Regions from separate parts of the Homo sapiens genome. Here all the other regions are linked to region 1. The links are chromatin contacts, found by Hi-C in ENCODE. All regions are on one chromosome and are shown on one strand. Each heading gives the region's core, a stretch centred on a gene start or an enhancer-like site at or near the end of the contact. The rest is flanking DNA. Distances are from core to core; before and after follow the strand shown.

Region 1 (3,664 bases), core at 617-3,116:
CAACGTTTATTTTGAATACCTTGGCATCCTTTCTTTGCCACATTCTTCTTAGTATTCTTCATGGAGTTCCTTTCTTTTAAAATCAATGGAATGGCAGGGTTGCCACTATTGTCCTTCTATGGTTCACATCAATGATCTGTGATTACTTTTTTTTTTTTTTTGAGATAGTCACACGCTATCACCCACACTGGAGTGCAGTGGCTCAATCTTAGCTCACTGCAACCTCCTGGGTTCAAGCAATTCTCCCGCCTTAGCTTCTCGAGTAGCTGGAATTACAGGCGCATGCATCCCTGCCCAGCTAATTTTTTAATTTTTTAATTTTTAGTAGAGACAGGGTTTCACCATGTTGACCAGGCTGGTCTCGAACTCCTGACCTGAAGTGATCCACCCACCTTAGCCTCCCAAAGTGCTGGGATTACAGGCGTGAGCCACCGCGTCCTGCCTGTTATTACTTTTTTACATAAGTGGCTATTCTGTTTTAGCCTCTTGAACAACATGCAGCTTTTACTAGGAGTGTGTCTGGCATTTGAATTAGAAAGGAAGATATTAGTATTCATTGAGGGCTTACAATACATCAGGTGCTTCATAGTCACAAATTCATTGAACCCTCACAACAACCCTCTATAAAGTAGCTCCTAGTGTTCCCATATAATAGATGAGGAAAACTGAGACTTGGCCACATCCCCATAGTTACAAACCATTAAGAAGGATTAGCAGCCAGGTCTACTATGAATCCGGAGGCCCCATTCTCTTCTGCTACCAGTTATCACCTCCTTCTACAGTTTCTCTTTGCCTTGGTTTTTCAGTTCCCTTCGATTCAAGTAACAAGAGGAAATATATAAGAAGGAAAGGAGGAAGATGGCTTTGGGAGGAGGAGAGGGAAGAGAGTGAAGCAATCTTTAATTTTGAAAACAGGGAAAACAAATATTTAGAAAGTAAAACCGATTTCCATCCTTTACATGCCATTATACATCCTATACAAAACTCTGGAAATCTGCCTATTGAGGTAATTACGGAGCACTACCTAATGTGTTTCAAGGGAAAGCTCCCCTGTTTGGGCTATGCAGGATTTACAGGGAGTTTAAATCATTAAATAACCATAGTTGACCCTTGCTTGGTTAAGAGAGTAAGCAATTATTGCAAAGTCCTCTTCCCTGCCTTCCACAAACAGCACAAAAACGGTTCTGAAGGGATTTACACAATACATCAACATCTGTGCTGTACCTAGAGTTGTTAAAATAATTGTGATGACAGGTGTCTAGGTACCACTTTCTTAATGGTTTTCAATATCCATTGATTTATTGTTTTGTGGCTTTCTCTTCCCCTTTACAGCTTTGGCTTTAAGAAAGAGCTGGGGAACAGATTTTGCACCAGAGGCTGATTCTTTATTCCAATGCTGAAAAGAACTAATAAAAATAATCACTTGGCTTTTAAGCAGAAAGCTTCCATTTACAGTATTTCACCCTTACCCCGCCCCGTTCCAAGCCCCTTGTTATCTAACATAATGGTTAGAATACATTTCCGTCTCTCCCCTTAATAATTTCATGCATTAACATCCTCTTCACACACTATACACACACGCACGCGCGCACACACACGCGCGCGCACACACACAGCAAAAGGAAAAAAGAGGCAGCAGAAATCTCAGCTGTACTTCTAGCCCTTTTAAAAAGTTTGCTCTGTAAATTGGAATGAGGTCAGATTTGGAGCTTCTCATTGCACGCGGAGATTATTATTGCATCGGGTTCCAAGCCAATGGGAAGCCCGGGGGAGGGGTTTGGCATGAGGAAGCGTTGGTTACAGCAGCTGATTGGCTGCAGCCAAGACTGTGAAAGGATAAAGAGGCGCGAGGCGGAATTGGGGTCTGCTCTAAGCTGCAGCAAGAGAAACTGTGTGTGAGGGGAAGAGGCCTGTTTCGCTGTCGGGTCTCTAGTTCTTGCACGCTCTTTAAGAGTCTGCACTGGAGGAACTCCTGCCATTACCAGCTCCCTTCTTGCAGAAGGGAGGGGGAAACATACATTTATTCATGCCAGTCTGTTGCATGCAGGCTTTTTGGCTTCCTACCTTGCAACAAAATAATTGCACCAACTCCTTAGTGCCGATTCCGCCCACAGAGAGTCCTGGAGCCACAGTCTTTTTTGCTTTGCATTGTAGGAGAGGGACTAAGTGCTAGAGACTATGTCGCTTTCCTGAGCTACCGAGAGCGCTCGTGAACTGGAATCAACTGCTTCAGGGAAAAAGAAAAAAAAAAAAAAAAGACTTGCCTGGGAGGCCGCGAGAAACTTGCATTGGAAGCTTCAGCAACCAGCATTCGAGAAACTCCTCTCTACTTTAGCACGGTCTCCAGACTCAGCCGAGAGACAGCAAACTGCAGCGCGGTGAGAGAGCGAGAGAGAGGGAGAGAGAGACTCTCCAGCCTGGGAACTATAACTCCTCTGCGAGAGGCGGAGAACTCCTTCCCCAAATCTTTTGGGGACTTTTCTCTCTTTACCCACCTCCGCCCCTGCGAGGAGTTGAGGGGCCAGTTCGGCCGCCGCGCGCGTCTTCCCGTTCGGCGTGTGCTTGGCCCGGGGAACCGGGAGGGCCCGGCGATCGCGCGGCGGCCGCCGCGAGGGTGTGAGCGCGCGTGGGCGCCCGCCGAGCCGAGGCCATGGTGCAGCAAACCAACAATGCCGAGAACACGGAAGCGCTGCTGGCCGGCGAGAGCTCGGACTCGGGCGCCGGCCTCGAGCTGGGAATCGCCTCCTCCCCCACGCCCGGCTCCACCGCCTCCACGGGCGGCAAGGCCGACGACCCGAGCTGGTGCAAGACCCCGAGTGGGCACATCAAGCGACCCATGAACGCCTTCATGGTGTGGTCGCAGATCGAGCGGCGCAAGATCATGGAGCAGTCGCCCGACATGCACAACGCCGAGATCTCCAAGCGGCTGGGCAAACGCTGGAAGCTGCTCAAAGACAGCGACAAGATCCCTTTCATTCGAGAGGCGGAGCGGCTGCGCCTCAAGCACATGGCTGACTACCCCGACTACAAGTACCGGCCCAGGAAGAAGGTGAAGTCCGGCAACGCCAACTCCAGCTCCTCGGCCGCCGCCTCCTCCAAGCCGGGGGAGAAGGGAGACAAGGTCGGTGGCAGTGGCGGGGGCGGCCATGGGGGCGGCGGCGGCGGCGGGAGCAGCAACGCGGGGGGAGGAGGCGGCGGTGCGAGTGGCGGCGGCGCCAACTCCAAACCGGCGCAGAAAAAGAGCTGCGGCTCCAAAGTGGCGGGCGGCGCGGGCGGTGGGGTTAGCAAACCGCACGCCAAGCTCATCCTGGCAGGCGGCGGCGGCGGCGGGAAAGCAGCGGCTGCCGCCGCCGCCTCCTTCGCCGCCGAACAGGCGGGGGCCGCCGCCCTGCTGCCCCTGGGCGCCGCCGCCGACCACCACTCGCTGTACAAGGCGCGGACTCCCAGCGCCTCGGCCTCCGCCTCCTCGGCAGCCTCGGCCTCCGCAGCGCTCGCGGCCCCGGGCAAGCACCTGGCGGAGAAGAAGGTGAAGCGCGTCTACCTGTTCGGCGGCCTGGGCACGTCGTCGTCGCCCGTGGGCGGCGTGGGCGCGGGAGCCGACCCCAGCGACCCCCTGGGCCTGTACGAGGAGGAGGGCGCGGGCTGCTCGCCCGACGCGCCCAGC
Region 2 (3,664 bases), core at 518-3,017, 3.3 Mb before region 1:
AATAATTTTAAAATAACATGTTGTTAAGCAATAGTTTATGTGAAAACTTATATTTAAAAAGCCATGCTTTACTTAAATATGCCCTTCTTAGGGCACATACCACTTTAAACAAACAAAAGGCACACCTTGTAATCTTAACCCAGATTGTGACCACAGGCTGGTTGAGGCTTAAAAAAAATCCGGGTTTAGGAAGAGCGCTTCAACCTCTTCCCAAGTGTGGCTGAGTCGTAAACATATACGAAATAACCGCAGACTAAGCTAATATCAAAGAATGCTAAGAGATGCGACTCGGATTTTTAAATGTTTGGAAACATGTCAAGAAGCGGGTACACCTGAAACAGACACTGCATGCATCCTGGATAAACTGCCGCAGCACACTCCTCTATTCAGTCAAGTTTCCGTTTCACACCTCCAGTCAAATCAGGGCTCATATCGCCCTCCCTTAAAACAGACACAGGTTCGAAACCGAGACAGTGCTGGGCTCACATTTAACTTTCTTTCAGAGTTCACTTTCTTCATTTTTAACTACTTTCTCAAGTAGCAACAGCTTTCACCGCTGTTTGCCAGGGAGGGAAACTTTTTGGTAAATGTAAAAATATTCGAAAGTATTCAAATACTTCCGGGTCTAGCCTTATAACTTCAGTCTTAACGGGCTGCACCAAGACCTTACAATAACTTCAAAAGGCAAAAGATGTGTAATGAAAAGGACAAAATTAGAACATCCACTTAGCAACTTCAAAGGTGCACACACACAGGTAAAAAAAAAAATCAAATCCAAGACCTACAAACTTCCCGTCAAATGATGAAATGTTAACGAACGTTTAGAGCGGACGAGAAGTCGGCTGCACTCCAATACATCTCTACCACGCTAACAAATACTTTAAAAACCGGAATACACAAAGTCAATTCTACGCCATCGCTCAAAACAAAAGCAGATAAATTGTGCACACATTCTCGCTGAAAATCACTCCGACTTCACGCCTCTAAACACCAAAAGAGCAAGAAAACTGTTTCCTGGGTGAAAAATACAAAAAAACTTCGGTCTGAAAAATTCATCAGTTGGGATGCGACTCCCCCCACCTTTTTCCTCCTCCTCCTCCTCCTCGTCGTCCTCGTCCTCTTCCTCCTCGCTCTCCTCTCTGGGACCGGGCATTTCGGGTTCTTTCTCGGACGCGGGCTGGGTGGGGGTTCCCTCCCCCTCCGCAGCAGGGGCCGAGGCGGACATGCTGTGAACCTGCATGCGGGAAGAAAGCCGGACGTCTCGGTCCTCCTACTCCCGCAGGCAGGACCGGGCGGCCACCCTGAATGATGCTACCCTTCCCGCGGGACACCTGCCCTGAAAGTTGCCTCCTCCCATAGCCGGGACCGCAGCGCTCAGTCCCCAGGGGCGGCTTCCCTCCCGCTCCGCCGCCGCCGTCCAGGGATTCCCGAGGCGGGAAACCGCGCCCGCTGCCCCGCGTGCGCGCGCGCCCGCCCGGCCTGCGCTGTTCCCGGCCCGGCCCGAGCTGCCGGCCCTCCACGTCCCCTCCCCCGCCCCAGGCCGCCGTCCAAATGGCCGCGTCCCTCCCCCGTCGGCCGCGGCAGGGGCGACCGGGCCTCCGGCGTCCCGAAGCAGCCCTTACCGCGGATTTCGGCCGCCGCGGGCCTGGCACGCGAGGGCACGAGGAGGTTCTGGGAGGCGGCGGCGGCCGACGCCGAGGAGAAGGCGCGCGGGCCGCTGTCTGGCGTGACGCTCGCGCCGCGCGCTCGGCTCCCCAGAATCAACAAGATTTTCAAAATGGCGGTTCGGGAAGGAGAGCGGGAATGCGGCGACCAATCAGGGCCGCGAGCTGGGAGTTGGCGGGCGCGGGGCGGGGGAGGCGGGGCGGCCGGGTGCCTCCGCGGGAAGCTCGGGCGGGCGGGACCGCGAGGGGTCGCCTCGGCCGCGGGCGGAGGGATGCGCGCGCGGGGCTCTCCCCGGCTGCGCCTGGAGTGTGGTCGGCGCTCGGGCCCCGGAGTGCGGGCGGGCTGTGTCCCGCGGGGCGGGCGGGAGCGGGAGGCGAGGCGGCCTGGCAGCGCGGAACGGAAGGACGCTAGGGGGCCTGCGTGTTTATTGTTTCCACGGTCGCTTCCTGGAAAAGATGATGAGCAGTCCCGGGCCGCGGAGGGGCGCGGCGGGCGCGGTAAAGAAGTTTAGAGATCTCCGAAGTCGCTATCGACAGTGTTACTCTGAGGCGGAGGAGAATTAATCAGCGGTCTCATCAATGCTCCAGAAATCATGCTGGGTGATAGATAACTCCCAAATCTGTATTTCTGAGGACCGCATCGCTTGTAAGGTGCACCGAAAGGAAAAAGATCCTACCTGCCACGTTAAAGGTTCACATAGCCAGCCACATAGATTTACACCCCTGTAAATATAAGGGGAGAGGCTCCCTCCCACCCCATTCCTTCTCCTCTCCTCTCTCACACACACTCTCTGTTTTATAATAGAGGAAATATGTTATTTGGCCGGGTCCAGACCCTTCTCCCAGAGTTCTAGGTCATCTATGCAGATGCTTTTTACACATTCAACACTGCAGACACTCAAAGCAGTATCTTCCCTGCTCAATGCTGCCTTCTTTTGTATGTGATTTCCTTTATTTTCTCCCAACTCTTCAACCACTAGCTCACCTGAAGGATCCTTGTACTCAGTGGACTTAATAGAAATGTGATCAGTGAAATTTGCCTGGACTCTGGGTTGCAGGACAAAAATTAGACATTTCCTTTGAATCTTCCCTTTTCCTTTTGTTCCCCTTCCAAAACATACGCGAATAGTGTCATTTCTACCCTCAAACGGTATGCCATTTTCCACACTATTTATCCCACTCAAATCCTATCCACACTCCACAGCTCATCTCTCCTTCTTGCTGCCTGCAACGTGGTTGGGAGTGGGGGGTTGTGTTTCACCCCTATTTGTGTTACAGCTCTTTCAATCCTACCATTTGGCAGGTCCTGAGTTCTGGTCCTGTGTCCAGGAAGAGTGAGGCACGCAAACAACTGGAGGGTGAGCAAGGTGGACAGGAGCTTCACTGAGGGACAGAACAGCTCTCCTGAGACCTGAAGTGGGTTGCTCCTTTCTGCAGGGGGGTTGTCCCGACTAGCGTCCTGCCCTCAGTGGAGAGGAGACCCATAGTGGGCAGCTCCTTTCTGCAGGCAGGTGGTCCTGACGAGTTGAGGAGACCAAAGTGGGTAGCTCCTTCCTGCAGCTGGTAGGCCTGAGCGCTGGCTGAGTCTGGGGTTTTTATGGGCTCAGAAGGGAGGAAGTGTGTGCTGATTGGCCCATGGGTGGGCCCAGAAAAAGCACCACTAGTTTTCACTCTGGGCTGCAGACTCTACCTGGAACTGGCCACCAGGCCCCCCAGGCTTCAGGCCATCCCTGGCTTGAAGGTGGGCAGGGACCTACCCCTTTCCCCCCAGGAACGTGTCTGCCTCCCACCATCAACATGTCATCCATGGCGCCCAGGCTGTTTGTGCTGAGGGGTGCCTGCAGGCCCACGCGGAGCCACCCTCAGCCCCACCAGCCTCTTTCTCGCACTTGTTGGTGCCCAAAGTCCAGAGAGGGCCAAGGCGGCAGGTGGCTGGTGTGTCAGTGCTGCCCTGAACACGTGCACACCCAGCTGGGTTGCAGCAGCGCCCGTGCCTGGCC
Region 3 (3,664 bases), core at 316-2,815, 3.2 Mb after region 1:
CTGGGTGTGGTGGCGGGCACCTGTAATCCCAGCTACTTGGGAGGCTGAGGCAGGAGAATCGCTTGAACCCGGGGGGGGCAGAGGTTGCAGTAAGCCGAGGTTGCACCATTGCACTCCAGCCCTGGTGACAGTGCAAGACTCCGTCTCAAAAAAAAAAATTATTATTGAAAATCCCAAACAGATATAAAAGTAGAGGGAGTGAATAAAAAATCTTCATGTACTCATCCATACTAGCCTCAGCAGTTATCAACACAAGGCCAATACTGTTTTATTCGCACCAGTGGTTCTCAACTGGGGATGATTTTGCCCTGCGGAAGGTTATCTGACAAGGTCTGCAGACATTTTTGGTCTTCACAATTGGGATGTACTCCTGGTAGCTAGAGGGTAGAGGCCAGGGATACTGCTAAACAGCATACAATGCCCAGGACAGCCCCCACCACGAACAATTTGCCCAGTCTAAAATGTCAATAGAGCCCATACTGAGAAAGCTTGATTTATACCTTTTCCCTTGCTTCTCTCAATAATTATTTCAAATAAAATATATGGTATAAAATTTCATCTGTAATTACCATTTATAGGTAGAAGCTATTACAATAAAACCCACAATATTGTCATTACAACTAATCTCTTTTTTTAACCCATTGCTCATCAGGTAACCTTAAACAACTCATATCTTACCATCCCAAAATATTCAGTCAGTGTTCAAATTTCCCTTGGGTATTTTTTTAAATACAGTGTTTAGTTCAGACGAGATCCATACATTGCATTTGGTAATATGTCCCTTATTTGTACTCGATAACGCCTTCCTTCTGCTTTTTATTTTTAAAATATTTTAAAATTAATTTTTTTTTGAGACAGGGTCTCCCTTTGTCTGTAGTCCCAGCTACTCGGGAGGCTGAGGCAGGAGAATCGCTTGAACCCGGGAGGCGGAGCTTGCAGTGAGCCGAGATCGCGCCACTGCACTCCAGCCTGGGTGACAGAGCGAGACTCCGTTTCAATTAAAAAAAAAAAAAAGAAGGAAAAGGCTAGACGTAATTATTACCAAGGTGTTTCTGCTCCTTCAAATTGCAACAGCAGTTGTAATTTCAGTGCCTAGAACAGTAGTAATTGGCACGTATAAGGCGCTCAATGAATAGCTGCAGGATTAACTGATAATCGGTTGTCTCCTGAACAATTCCTACCGCACCACACCATAGTCAAAACACAAAAAGCCAAAATATAAAAGCCCCTAATACAACTACGAGTCCGTGGAGCCAGGGCTTTACACAAATATATGTCGTGTACTACATATTAATATATATGCACATACAATATTTTGTTCTTCTGGTGCTAACGACTAATGGAGGCAAATCTTTCTCCCTTTCGTAAAGGGCTAAAACTTTGCATTTTAAGGAAGTTCCAAGAGCAGGGTCGGAGGGGAGGGTCAAAGGGCACAGGCCTCCCAGCCCGCAGAAAACCCCCACGGTCCTCAAGTACTCGCTACCGTTGACCGCGCAGGCGCAGGAAGGGGCGGGGCCGAGGGAAGAGGCGATTCGCGGGATCCAGAGGCCCCGCCCCTCGTCTGCGTCAGTTGGTCACGTGGTTGTTCGGAGCGGGCGAGCGGAGTTAGCAGGGCTTTACTGCAGAGCGCGCCGGGCACTCCAGCGACCGTGGGGATCAGCGTAGGTGAGCTGTGGCCTTTTGCGAGGTGCTGCAGCCATAGCTACGTGCGTTCGCTACGAGGATTGAGCGTCTCCACCCAGTAAGTGGGCAAGAGGCGGCAGGAAGTGGGTACGCAGGGGCGCAAGGCGCACAGCCTCTAGACGACTCGCTTTCCCTCCGGCCAACCTCTGAAGCCGCGTCCTACTTTGACAGCTGCAGGGCCGCGGCCTGGGTAAGGGCGAAGGGGTTGTTGAACGGTCGCGGGAGCCGGGGCGGGGTTGGGAGGTGAGTCGAGGGACTGCCCCATTGGCTGGGTCGGTTTTGGCGCGCTCTCACTTCCGCGCTTCCTATTGGCTGGCTGGCGCAGTTCCCGAGGCGCGCGCCGCGGTTGGTAGGCTCGGACGCGCGGGGCCACACTGCCCGCCCCCTAGCCTGGCGCTGGGCCTCCGGGACAAGTTGGCTGGGTCCGGGCTTGGGGACTGCAACGCGGGTAAGGGACTCAGCCTGGGCTTGCCAGCTGTGGGGATGAGGCGAAGCATCCATCCTCTTGGCAGTTAAGTGGCTGGTCCTGATCTGAGGGATCTGCAAATTTGGCTCATGGAAAGAGGTGGCTGAATTCTGCGTCTCCCATTAAACGGATACTGGCGTTGTTGATACGGGTTTCGCATGGACCCTGTCCTGTGCCAGGGTTTTTAATCTAGCTATTAAAGGAACTGGAGAATAACAAGTAAGGGTTGCAAGGTCGCTGACAGGCGTGGGAAACTTGTGAAGGATTAGAATGCTAAGTGGCTTTCAGCTTTTTTCACACTAAGGTACGTTTTACGTCGCAACCTAGGACACAGCTATCTAACCAAATGAGACGTGATGGAAGCAATGTTTCTCGTCTCTTCAATTCCATTCTGTTCAGTTGCATTTTTCTAAGCAGTGTTGCTCATGACTCACTAATTTCGAGATCACGGCCCGCGACCCGCAGTTTGAAGAACATTGCGTAGGGTCTGTTTACTGGGGCCCGAACACCATTTTCTTAACATGAAATAGAGTAGAAAATAGCAGGATGCCCGCACAAATTAGATTGTTTTGTTTTCTAAGCTTTTTTTTTTTTTGAGACGGAGTCTCGCTCTGTTGCCCAGGCTGGAGTGCAGTGGCAGGATCTCGGCTCACTGCCACCTCCACCTGTCGGGTTCAAGCGATACTCCTGCCTCAGCCTCCCGAGTAGCTGGGACTACAGACGAGCACCACCACGTCCGGCTAATTTTTGTATTTTTGGTAGAGATGGAGTTTCACCATATTGGCCAGGCTGGTTTCGAACTTCTGACCTCAGGTGATCCGCTTGCCTCGACCTTCCAGCACTTTGGTGATCATGCAGGTGATCCGCCTGCCTCGACCTCCCAAAGTGCTGGGATTACAGATGTGAGCCACCACGCCCGGCCTTTCCTAAGCTTTTTTGTTTGCACATGTGTGTGCACGCGCCAGGACACAAGGTAAAATGTATTAATGTTAGAAGCCACTGCACTGAGTAAAGGCATGGCCACAAAAATTAGGGACATCTATCGACGAGGCACAGGCGCAGACACGGCAGGGGCCAATGGGTAGTGGGCAGTGGGCAGTGGGCAGTGGAGCAGCAGTTCAGATGCTGAGTTTGGCCCAGTGGTCTAGTCAACCGCATTACATAGATCCCTTTCTACCTTTTCCCTCTTTCTTGCTTGTTAGTCCTTCAGTTCATGTTACTGGTTAAACATTTCCTACAAATGTAAATGCATGATCTCATTTGACCAGATATTAAGTCTGTGTTAAGTTATTGTCAGAGCCCAGTTTATTATACCTTAAATCTGTCTTTGAATCAGGAAAGTTAAGATGCTGCTCTTTAGGATGGACCTGGGCATACCCTAGTATCTGTTTATTTTGCTTTTTCTGGTGACTATTTAATCCAGGACAATATGTTTAGAAATTTTAAACCAGTTTTAGAAATTGGTTTAAAATACATTAATTTCATTTTTTCAGCTATAATTATTATGTGTGTATA

What was found. A loop is a pair of places that touch in the nucleus more often than their neighbours do. Pooled maps may share reads with other maps.
Region 2: a map of CD8-positive, alpha-beta T cell shows a loop between it and region 1 (13-fold over the local background). The contact joins the promoter of DEK here to the promoter of SOX4 in region 1. A Hi-C loop is called at or near these places in 1 of 168 maps with a recorded cell type or tissue (CD8-positive, alpha-beta T cell), 1 of 37 single-sample maps with no recorded cell type and 11 of 50 pooled maps.
Region 3: a loop to region 1 is called in a pooled map, with 5 times the contacts of the local background. The contact joins the promoter of GMNN here to the promoter of SOX4 in region 1. A Hi-C loop is called at or near these places in 4 of 50 pooled maps.

What each region holds. Positions count from the first base shown.
Region 1 is chr6:21,591,885-21,595,548 of GRCh38, forward strand. SOX4 (SRY-box transcription factor 4) reads left to right here and starts at 1,867. Exons shown (of 1, transcript NM_003107.3): 1 at 1,867-3,664. The coding sequence starts at 2,651. RefSeq lists silencers at 2,478-2,657, 3,428-3,517, 3,568-3,617.
Region 2 is chr6:18,262,763-18,266,426 of GRCh38, forward strand. DEK (DEK proto-oncogene) reads right to left here and starts at 1,768. Exons shown (of 11, transcript NM_003472.4): 1 at 1,623-1,768; 2 at 1,081-1,234. The coding sequence starts at 1,225. It overlaps LOC124901270 (a long non-coding RNA gene), which reads left to right and starts at 1,770. Exons shown (of 2, transcript XR_007059486.1): 1 at 1,770-2,315; 2 at 2,968-3,664. RefSeq lists an enhancer at 892-1,443 and silencers at 1,329-1,388, 1,449-1,808, 1,849-2,128.
Region 3 is chr6:24,773,372-24,777,035 of GRCh38, forward strand. It overlaps GMNN (geminin DNA replication inhibitor), which reads left to right and starts at 1,566. Exons shown (of 7, transcript NM_015895.5): 1 at 1,566-1,873. RefSeq lists an enhancer at 2,481-2,560.